Linked DNA regions of Homo sapiens: region 1 is linked to region 2. A link is an interaction called in ENCODE POLR2A ChIA-PET data of the cell type or tissue named here. Cell type or tissue: PC-9. All regions are shown on one strand. Region 1 overlaps LUC7L3 (LUC7 like 3 pre-mRNA splicing factor). Region 2 overlaps SPATA20 (spermatogenesis associated 20).

Region 1 (5,000 bases), 180 kb before region 2:
CGGCCTCCGAAAGTGCTAGGATTACAGGCCTCACCGCGCTCAGACGTGAAAGTTTTACTATTACTGTGAATTTTATCTTTACTTATAAAAATTTCATTTATATTTCCCATTTTTACAATAATACATTCTAGGGTTTTGGAGAGATTCTTTCTAAAGACTCATTTTATTGTTTTCAATAGGACTTCTAATGGCCTCATGACCAATTTAAAACTATTGTTCCATAAGTTTAAGCTAGGCAAGCCACTAGTTTTATGCCAATATTACTCTGATACAGCTTTATGTCTTAGTATCTTTCTACTGTTTTCTTTCCAAGTTATTATACTTGATTTTTAAGATTATTCTTTGCAGCTGGGCACAGTGGTGCAGGCCTGTAGTGCCAGCTACTTGGGAGGCTAAGGCAGGAAGATTAGTTGAGCCCAGGAGTTTGAGGCTGTAGTGTGCTAGGACCACACCTGTGAACAGCCACTGTACTCCAGGCCCTGGCAACATTAAGTGACAACTCGTCTCTAAGAACATAATAAAAGTTTTAAAGGCTGGGCACAGTGGCTCACACCTGTAATCCCAGCACTTTGGGAGGCCAAGGCGGGAGGATCACCTGAGGTCGGGAGTTTGAGACCAGCATGACCAACATGGAGAAACCCCGTCTCTACTAAAAATACAAAATTAGCCAGGCATGGTGGCGCATGCCTATAATCCCAACTACTCGGGAGGCTGAGGCAGGAGAATTGCTTGAACCTGGGAGGCGGAGGTTGCGGTGAGCTGAGATTAGGCCATTGCACTCTAGCCTGGGCAGCAAGAAAGAAACTCCATCTCAAAAAAAAAAAAAAAGTTTTAAAAAAGATTATTCTTTGTAACTTAAACATTGTTGTCACAAATAGTTTATTTTAAAAAGACTATATGCTATCTAAAGCTAATGTTTTTAAAAATTATTTCTGAAGTTCCACTGCTTGTGATGCCATATGATTTTCTAATTCTTAAAACATCCATTTTGTTCAACTTTGTGTTCACTTTAAATGCAACACAGTAAAATACCAATGCCAATACTCGATTTTTATAAACATTTCTTTGAGAGTTTATTTGGGGGAGGGAGGATGTGGCAACAATTATGCCACTTTTACTGTGACCTAACCTTTCAATTATATTAACCCTGTTTTGAAGACTCAAAAATTTCACACAACTATATTTAGTAAAAGTTATTGCCAGAATCTATTATTTATAGCCATAAACTGTATGGTTATAAAATAATTTAAAAACTAAATTTTGTGTGCCATCCTCACACACATGAAAAGTCTTACTATTACTGTGAACTGGCTGCACGCCTGTAATCCCAGCACTTTGGGAGGCTGAGGCGTGCGGATCACGAGGTCAGGAGATTGAGATCATCCTGGCTAACACGGTGAAACCCCGTCTCTACTAAAAATACAAAAAATTAGCCAGGCGTGGTAGCGGCCGCCTGTAGTCCCAGCTACTCGGGAGGCTGAGGCAGGAGAATGGCGTGAACACAGGAGGCGGAGCTTGCAGTGAGCCAAGATGGCGCCACTGCACTCCAGCCTGGGCGACAGAGGGAGACTCTGTCTCAAAAAAAAAAAAAAAAAAAAACTAGCCAGGCGTGGTGGCAGGTGCCTGTAGTCCCAGCCACTCAGGAGGCTGAGGCAGGAGAATGATGTGAACCCAGGAGGCGGAGCTTGCAGTGAGCAGAGATCGCACCACCGGGTGATAGAGCGAGACTCTGTCTCAAAAAAAAAAAAACAAAGTTTTACTATTACTGTGAATTTTATCTTTACTTATAAACATTTCATTTCTATTTCCCATTTTTACAGTAATATATTCTAGGGTTTTGGAGATTATTCTATCTAAAGATTAATTTTATTGTTTTCAATAGGACTTCTAACAGCCTCATGACCAATTTAAGTGTTTCGTAAGTTTAAGGTAGGTAAGACACAACGTCTATGATCCTCAGAAAGGTTCACCATTAAAAAACAAAAAAACGAATAAACACATCTCTACAGTCCCTCCTGACTCTCAAGCATGTGAAATTGGTACACTGCAACACAGCACAATGAATCTTCGCCGTTGCTTATCTGCTAAAGAACCAGGGGTACCTGGCGGGGCTCATGCCTGTAATCCCAGCACTTTGGGAGGTTGAGATGGGAGGACTGCTTGAGCCTCAAAGGTGGAGGTGGCAGTGTGCTGTGATCACACCGCTGCACTCCAGCTAGGGTGACAGAACGCAACCTGTCTAAAAAAGAAAAAAAGAAAAAGAACCAGAGGTCGTAATTCTGCCTTGGTTTCTTCATAGTATTAAAAAAGGAGATAGGCTGGGCCCAGTGGCTTATGCCTGTAATCCCAGCATTTTGGGAGGCCAAAGCAGGAGGATCATTTGAGCCTAGCCTGGGCAACATAGTAAGACCTTGTCTCTAAAAAAAAAAAAAAAAAAGAATGAAAAAAATTAGCCAGGTATGGTGTCACACACCTGTAGTCCCAGCTACTTGGGTGGCTAGGGTGGAAGGGTCGTTGGAGCCCAGGAGGTTGAGGCTGCAGTGAGTGGTGATCATGCCACTGCACTTCAGCCTGGGTGAAAAGGGCAAGACTCAAATAAATAAGGAGGTAATAAATTTCTTATAGTGGGATTGTAAAGATTAAACTGTGTACATTTGCTAAATTGGAAGAAAAAGGTGTTAGCCTGTATGTAAAAGCGAAAGCAACTCCATCTTGGGTGTTAAAGTGCCAGGCTGACTTCCGATTAACTCCAATTCCAGGAATGCCCCTAAGATTTCTACTTTATCTACTGTTCCTTGTGTTAAGAACATGTACTTACTGTAAATCCTGCCCTTAGGTCAAAACAATTTCGATGATTTTGTACTTAACATAAATCCTGCCCATAAGTAATTATCCTACACATGCCTTCTGAAGCACAGATACCCTTTCCCTATGGCATATAAGCCCTGGGTCTGGGGATATGACATCTTGTCTTGACGCCAGCAGCTGCCCAAGACACAGACCTGGCTTCTGTTCGTAGGTCCCTATTACATGTTTCCAAGACACTGGATTTGTCAGCCTCTTTCTTTGGCCTCTCAGCTTCTTCAGACTCTGGGGGTAGGTTTCCGTAGACCTGTCCGCTGCACATTATTATTTTAAATGTTTTTAGGCACTGTGTAAACCAAATAACACATGCCTGTCTGTGGGCTAACCAGAAGCTACCTAATCTAGTCCAATCACCCCATCAGAGACCACATGACCTGCCCTGACAGCATCCAGCTATATCTACAGAATCCAGACTAGATTCCATTTCCCCAATCCAGTTCTGAGTGTTCCTTCCACTCCAACTCTCCTGCTTTACCATTTAATGGTACATCAGAATTATCTGTTACTCTACACAATAAACCAGCTACCTGGACTGCTTCTTTTAACTCTCCCCAGAGAATGATTTTAACTAAAAATATTAACAAGTGATCCGAAAAAATGGGAAGAACATATTTGGGTTCTTCAAATAAAGTCATCAATAATGATAATAAGAACAAACCCAGAGAGGCCAGGTGTGGTGGCTCACACCTGTAATCCCAGCACTTTGGGAGGCGGAGGCAGGCGGATCACCTGAGGTCAGGAGTTCAAGACCAGCCTGGCCAACATGGTGAAACCCTGTCTCTACAAAAATACAAAAACTGGCCAGGCATAATGGCAAGTGCCTGTAATCCCAGCTACTTGGGAGGCTGAGGTGGGAGAATCGCTTGAACCCGGGAGGGAGAGGTTGCAGTTAGCTGAGATCGCACCACTATACTCCAGCCTGGATGACAGAGAGAGACTGTCTCAAAAAAAGAATAAACCCAGAGAATTCGTTTCTTACTTTTGGATATAATCATGAGAACTGCTCAAGTTTTGGAATACCAGCAGTCTTCATTTAATAGTAATCCCCAAAAGATATAAATGCTTATTACAGATTAATACCCATGCAAACTCTCTAAATACCTACATAATCATAACTTATCCTCTTAATAAATTTAAGGCAACACTAGTGACAAGTGTTCAATCTCATCAACAGTTTTTATTTTTATTTTTTTGAGACAGAGCCTCACTCTGTTGCCCAGGCTGGAGTGCAGTGTCACGATCTTGGCTCAATGCAACCTCTACCTCCCAGGTTCAAGTGATTCTCCTGCCTCAGCCTCCCAAGGAGCTGGGATTACAGGAGCATACCACAATGCCTGGCTAATTTTTCTATTTTTAGTAGATGGGGGTTAAGCCATGTTGGCCAGGCTGGTCTCAAACTTCTGACCTCAAATGATCCGCCCACCTCAGCCTCCCAAAGTGCTGGGATTACAGGCATGAGCCACAGCACCAGGCCCATTAAGGACATCTTAATGATTTTTGTCTTTCTATATCTACTTAGATCCAACACTAAGCAATACAATTCTCCTTTGAGCTAATCAAATATTTTCAATGCTGTCTGCACTATTTTTAGGTCTTTTTTTTTTTTTTTTTTTTTTTTTGGAGACAGAGTCTTACTGTCGCCCAGGCTGGAGTGCAGTGGTTCGATCTTGGCTCACTACCTCTACCTCCCAGGCTCAAGCAATTCTCGTGCCTCAGCCTCCCAAGCTGGGATTATGGGCAACTGCCACCATGCCTGGCTAATTTTTGTATTTTTAGTAGAGATGGGGTTTTACCATGGTTGATCTCGAACTCCTGGCCTGTCTGCACTATTTTCGTTAAACTGCTTATCATAAAGATAATAGACTGGAAGTGGTGGCTCACGCCTGTAATCTCAGCACTTTGGGAGGCTGAGGCAGGCAGATGGCTTAAGCTCAGGAGTTCGAGACCAGCCCGGGCAACGTGGCAAGACCCCATCTCCACCAATACAAAAAAATTAGCCAGGGGTGGTGCGGGCCTATAGTCCCAGCTACTCAGGAGGCTGGAATGGGAGGAGCCTGCTCAAGCAGTGGGAGGACTGCTAGAGCCCAGGAGGTGGAAGCTGCAGTGAGCTGAGATTGTGCCACTGCACTCCAGCC
Region 2 (5,000 bases):
TGCTGGTTCCCAGTCCCTCCCTCATAAGCAAAGCTGAGGCCCTCAGGTTACCACGGGACACTGTTAAGTTTATTCTAGGGTGAGTGGGTGCCCAAGGGGGGCAGTGAGTATGGCCGAGGTCACCTGGTGGCAGGGTGCTCAGGGATGGCCACAGGTTCTATAGGGCCCTGCAGGGCCTGAGTCTCTAGTCAGTTGGGATGCTTCACCTTCTGCCCCACCCCAAGGGGGTTGGGGCAGTCATGGATGTAGTAGTTTTCGTAATTCGCAGGGATCAGTGATGGGCACTGAGCAGGCTTGATTCTCACACACATATGCAGTGGCCTGGTCTTCCAACCGTCGGAGGGTACTCAGGAAAGGCAGCTGGCGGGACAGGAAGCTCGAGGGGTCCCCATCAGCCAGAATCAGCACCTAGGGCAGCAGCAGAGCAGGGAGAGTCACCTGCCGGGGTGGGGTCACCTGCCCATTAGAAAGGCCCACTGGGAAGTTCCCTCTTCCCAACATTCTGAGGGGAAGGAGATGTTGAGGAGCTGAGGATGGGAGGGGGCAGCTCTGGGGAGGTGGCAGATTGGGCTCACAGGGATGGGTACCTTGTTAGGAATGTAGACAGAGTGGACGCACTGCACCAGGGCCTTGGTGTCCTTGGCCTGACGGTCTCCACAGATCACGATCTGACCGGAATAGAAAGGTCACTCCGGTGTGTCAGGGGAGGGAGGGCTGAGCCCTAGACCACCAGGGCTTCCCCATCCTCCTTCCGCCCCACCGTATATCTCTAAGAAGGAACAGGGACTCATCTCAGCTGCCAGGATGAGTTAATGCTTGGCAAGTGGGAACACACACACACACTCACACATGAGAATACCGAAGTGGAAATGTCATACATATACACAATGGTACAGATACAAACATGGGGAGACACACACCCAGAAGACCCAGAGCACACAGAGACCCATTCAGACAGACACAGAGTAGTCACACACACACACACACACACACACACACACACACACACACACAGTAGATGCCCACACAGAGGCAGATACCACACACACAAACACCAGACACACACGCATGCAGGCAGACACAGAGGCAAACCTGCAGATGGGGCATCCACATGCAGACAGACAAACACTCACACCAGCATCCCCCTCAAAGGTAGGTGCACAGACACACACCTCCAGGGTCACACACACCCGGAAGTACACACACACCAGTAACACAGTATGGACAGAAGCAATTACACTGACACCAAGACGTACAGAGAAACACTTCATCAGCCACCACGGACTCATATTAACTTCTGCCTCCCTGTCTGACAGGCCACGTGCCTGCACACACACAGACCTGAGCTCTGGGGACAGCCCAGGAACCCCACCCCCTGTTCCCATCTGCCATCGCAGCCCCAACTTCCCTCCTACCCGAGGTCCCAGCCCAGATGCCCTCACCCCCCACCTGCTTGAGGGTCTGCTGCTGGGCTGAGAGGGCGCGGACCATCTCGGGCAACGCCACCGGGACACGACGCATGCGCTCGGAAAAGGCGGTCAATAGGCACACACACTTGTCCATCCAGTCCTTGTGGCCCGTGAAGCCATGCAGCCGGAGCAGGTTGTGGGCTGACACGGAATTGGCGCTGGGCTCTGCTCCATCCTGGTCTACAGCACATAGGGAGGCAGGGGGTGGGGGTAAGGGCAGGTCACTGAGTCCCAGGACCCTGCCCAGGACTGTATCCAGGGCCACTTGGGGGACGGGACAGAGAAAAGGCCCTGCCCATCCTGCCCCTTCCCCGCTCTGGGTGTGGATGCCACTCCAGCAGTTATCAGTACTTTGCTGTCTTTTTTATGGCACCCTCCACTCTACCTGTCCTAGCCTCAACTGTTGGTCTCCAGGCTCCCTCCTCGCTGCTGATGCCTCTGTCCAGCCACTCAGCTGCTCAAGCTAGAGCGGCATCATCCTGTCCCCTTCCTCTCCCTCTCCCTCCGCTTCTAATCCATCTGTGAGTCTTGCCAGGGCTGTGGCCAGAAGAGATCCAAATCTCACCATGTCTCCCCATCTCATACTTCCACATCCTCTGAGCCTTCACCAATGCCTGCCTGGACTGAACACGAGTAATGGCCTCCTAACTGGTCGCCTGTTTCCCCCACCCCCACTTCTCTCCATCAGTGGTCAGAGTGACCTCCTTAAAACCATACCAGAGCAGATCACAATCCACTTAAAACCTCCTTGCCAGCCGGGCATGGTGGCTCACACCTGTAGTCCCAGCACCTGGGAAGCCGAGGCGGGAGGATCACCTGAGCCCAGGAGTTTGAGACCAGCCTTCTTTTCTTAGGAAAAAAAAAAAAAAAAGACGGCTTCCGTGCCCTGCCGGCCTCAGCATTCTCCTCGGTGCCCTCCTGGAACACGCGGGCCCTGCCTGTCCTCCAGGATACAGGCTGCCTGCACCAGGCCTGTCATGCACTGCTCCCTATGCCTGAACTCTCTCCACAGCTTCTCCATGGCCACATGGCCCCTCTTTCCCTCCAGGCCTTGGTTAAATGACACCTGTCACAGGTGTCCTCTAATCTCTCCCTAGGCTGAGTTGGTCCTCCTCTGTGGTTCTCTCCCAAGGCCCTTTCATTCACTCAGTTAACATTTATTAAGCACTTACAATGTGCCAGAACCACACTAGACCCTGGGGATACAACAGTGGCAGAAAGTCCTGATCTTTGAGGAGCTAAAATTTGAGTTTTGGGAAAGAAACCTTTAACCACAGACAAGGCACATGGGTGATAGGGAGCAGGCACACATAGAGCGTCCTACTTCTTCATGGCACTCACCACAATTTTAACTGCACATTTGTGCATGTGTTTTTGCATCATTACTGCATTTTCGCTGTCTCCCCTACCATACTGTAAGCTTCATGAGGGCAGAGACCAAGTGAGCCTTGGTCAATATCTGAATCCATGGGTGTCAGTTACTGTGCTAAGCATGTTTACAGAACAGCTACATTCATCTTTACATCAACCCTGTAAGGTAGTACCAATGTTAGCTCCATTTTACTTATTAAGAAACAGGCCAGGCATGGTGGCTCTCGCCTGTAATCCCAGCACTTTGGGAGGCCGAGGTGGGCAGATCACTTGAGCCCAGTAGTTTCAGACCAGCCTGGGCAACATGGAGAAATCCCATCTCTACAAAAAATTAGCCAGGCATGGTGGTGCATGCCTATAGTCCTAGCTACTCAGGAGGCTGAGGTGGGAGAATTGATTCAGCCCCGGAGGCAGAGGTTGCTGTGAGCCAAGATCATGCCACTGCATTCCAGCCTGGGTGACAGTGAGACCCTGTCTCAAAAAAAAAAAAAAAAGAGAAAGAAAGAGAGAAAGAAAAGAAAGAAAGGAAGAAAGGAAAGAGAAAGAAAGAAAGAGAAAGGAAATAAAAAGAAAAGAAAGGAACGAAACAAAACACGCTGAGTGTAGTGGTTCATGCCTGTAATCCCAGCACTTTGGGAGGCCGAGGTGGGAGGATCACTTGAGCCCAGGATTTCAAGATCAGCCTGGGCAACATAGCAAGACTCTGTCTCTATTTAAAAAAAAGAAATTGAGACACAGAAATATTACAGCAGCCAAAAATCACGCCATTAATAAGTAGCAGAGACACAAAGCCAGGAGGGCTCCTGCCCACACCAGCTCTTCACCCACGCTGCACTTACACCTCCCAGGACCCCAGACTAGCCCTGCACCCCCACTGACCGTCCTTCAGACGCAGGGGCAGGCCAGCCCCCAGCTCAGCCTCACTGCAGAAGTAGCCGCCACCCTGGGAGTCCCAAAAGAGCTTGTCCTGTGTGTCCTGCAGCCGCAGAGCCCACTCGAGCCACGCACTCTCCTGTGAGGCCTCATACAGGTCCAGCAGGCCCCGCACCACGAAGGCGTAGTCCTCCAGGAAGCCCCAGCAGGGTGGGTTGCTGGGGGACAGGCATTACGGGAGGGGCTGGGGAGAGCCCCAGGAGAGAGGGCCTTTCCCAGAGGAGGCCCTTTCACGCATTTGTTCACTTAACCCTCCAGATGAACCCTCTTGGGCAGGTGCCATCAGCCCACTTCCCAGATGAGTAAATGGGCCCAGGGAAGCTACAAACTCACAGCAAGCACCTGGCAGAGCCAGGACTGGAGTCCACATGGAGGGGAGAAGTAGGGCAGAGGTAGGCTGGGGACGCGTTGGGGAGACGGGCCCTCCCGGTCTACCCAGCCCCCAACCTGTGCTCCACAGTCCCCCCAGGGCCGGTGTAGCAGGTCCGCATCAGGCGGCCACTGGCCACATCAAACATGTGCCGCTTCAGGAACTTGGCACCATTGGTGGCATAGTTGATCAGCCTGTCTTGGCCCAGGACAGCCCCAGTCACAGCATAGCCTGACACCATCAAGCCTGGAGCCAGGAGAGACAAGTAGTGGTAAGAAGCTGGCCAGGACCCTCCAGGCATGTCCACCCTATCACCTTAGGCCCCAACACCTCCCTGGAGCCATGGGTGATCCCTAAGATCTTGGGCTCCAAAGCCAGACATGGCGGGGTTCCCAGCCCTTGCGCGTGACCTTGGGCGGGTTACTCAAGCTCCTTAAGCCTCTTTTGTCAACTGAGAATAATAACGCTAATCAAGGGAGAGTGAGCATTTAGCCGCTGCCGGAAAGACAGGGGCTTTGTGAAGGGGGATCCTACAGACAGGCTCGGTCTCAGGTGTGCTGCCCCACCATTCCAGGCAGCCAGCATCTTGCTGTCCAGGTGCGGCTTGGGCCGATGCTTCCGGGCCTGGAAGAGCTTCTCCAGCCCTGAATTGAGCAAGGTCCGCACGGCCTCCACATCCAAGCCAAAGCGGGCAGCAGTCAGCTCCAGCGAGTACCGGACGGTCAGCACATTCTGGCCCTGCAGCTCCCCCTTGGGGTCCTGAGGAGAATGGCCTTTGTCTGCGAGCTCACACGCCTGGCAGGCACCAGGGCCCGTCAGGTGACCCCAGAAGTCCTCACCTGACTGGGGCTGATGTT

What was found. ChIA-PET counts read pairs that join two places held together with the same protein. Peaks named below come from ENCODE experiments on the same cell type or tissue, not always from the same donor. Only the 100,000 strongest peaks of a DNase experiment are listed, where the experiment ranks them.
Region 1: POLR2A ChIA-PET joins it to region 2 with 30 read pairs; 8 of 35 experiments call an interaction of 5 or more read pairs at or near these places.

What each region holds. Positions count from the first base shown.
Region 1 is chr17:50,729,998-50,734,997 of GRCh38, reverse strand. All of the region lies in intron 1 of LUC7L3 (LUC7 like 3 pre-mRNA splicing factor), which reads right to left. Among named protein-coding and RNA genes, the nearest start is that of LUC7L3, 13 kb to the right of the region's middle. In PC-9, no CTCF peak of the experiment used is centred here; no DNase peak of the experiment used is centred here; H3K27ac peaks cover 495 bases.
Region 2 is chr17:50,550,900-50,555,899 of GRCh38, reverse strand. SPATA20 (spermatogenesis associated 20) reads right to left here. Exons shown (of 17, transcript NM_022827.4): 11 at 4,983-5,000; 12 at 4,710-4,902; 13 at 4,221-4,389; 14 at 3,720-3,931; 15 at 1,450-1,649; 16 at 588-668; 17 at 48-408. The coding sequence ends at 238. Among named protein-coding and RNA genes, the nearest start is that of SPATA20, 6.2 kb to the right of the region's middle. In PC-9, CTCF peaks have their summits at 4,669 and 4,870 (motif pointing left); no DNase peak of the experiment used is centred here.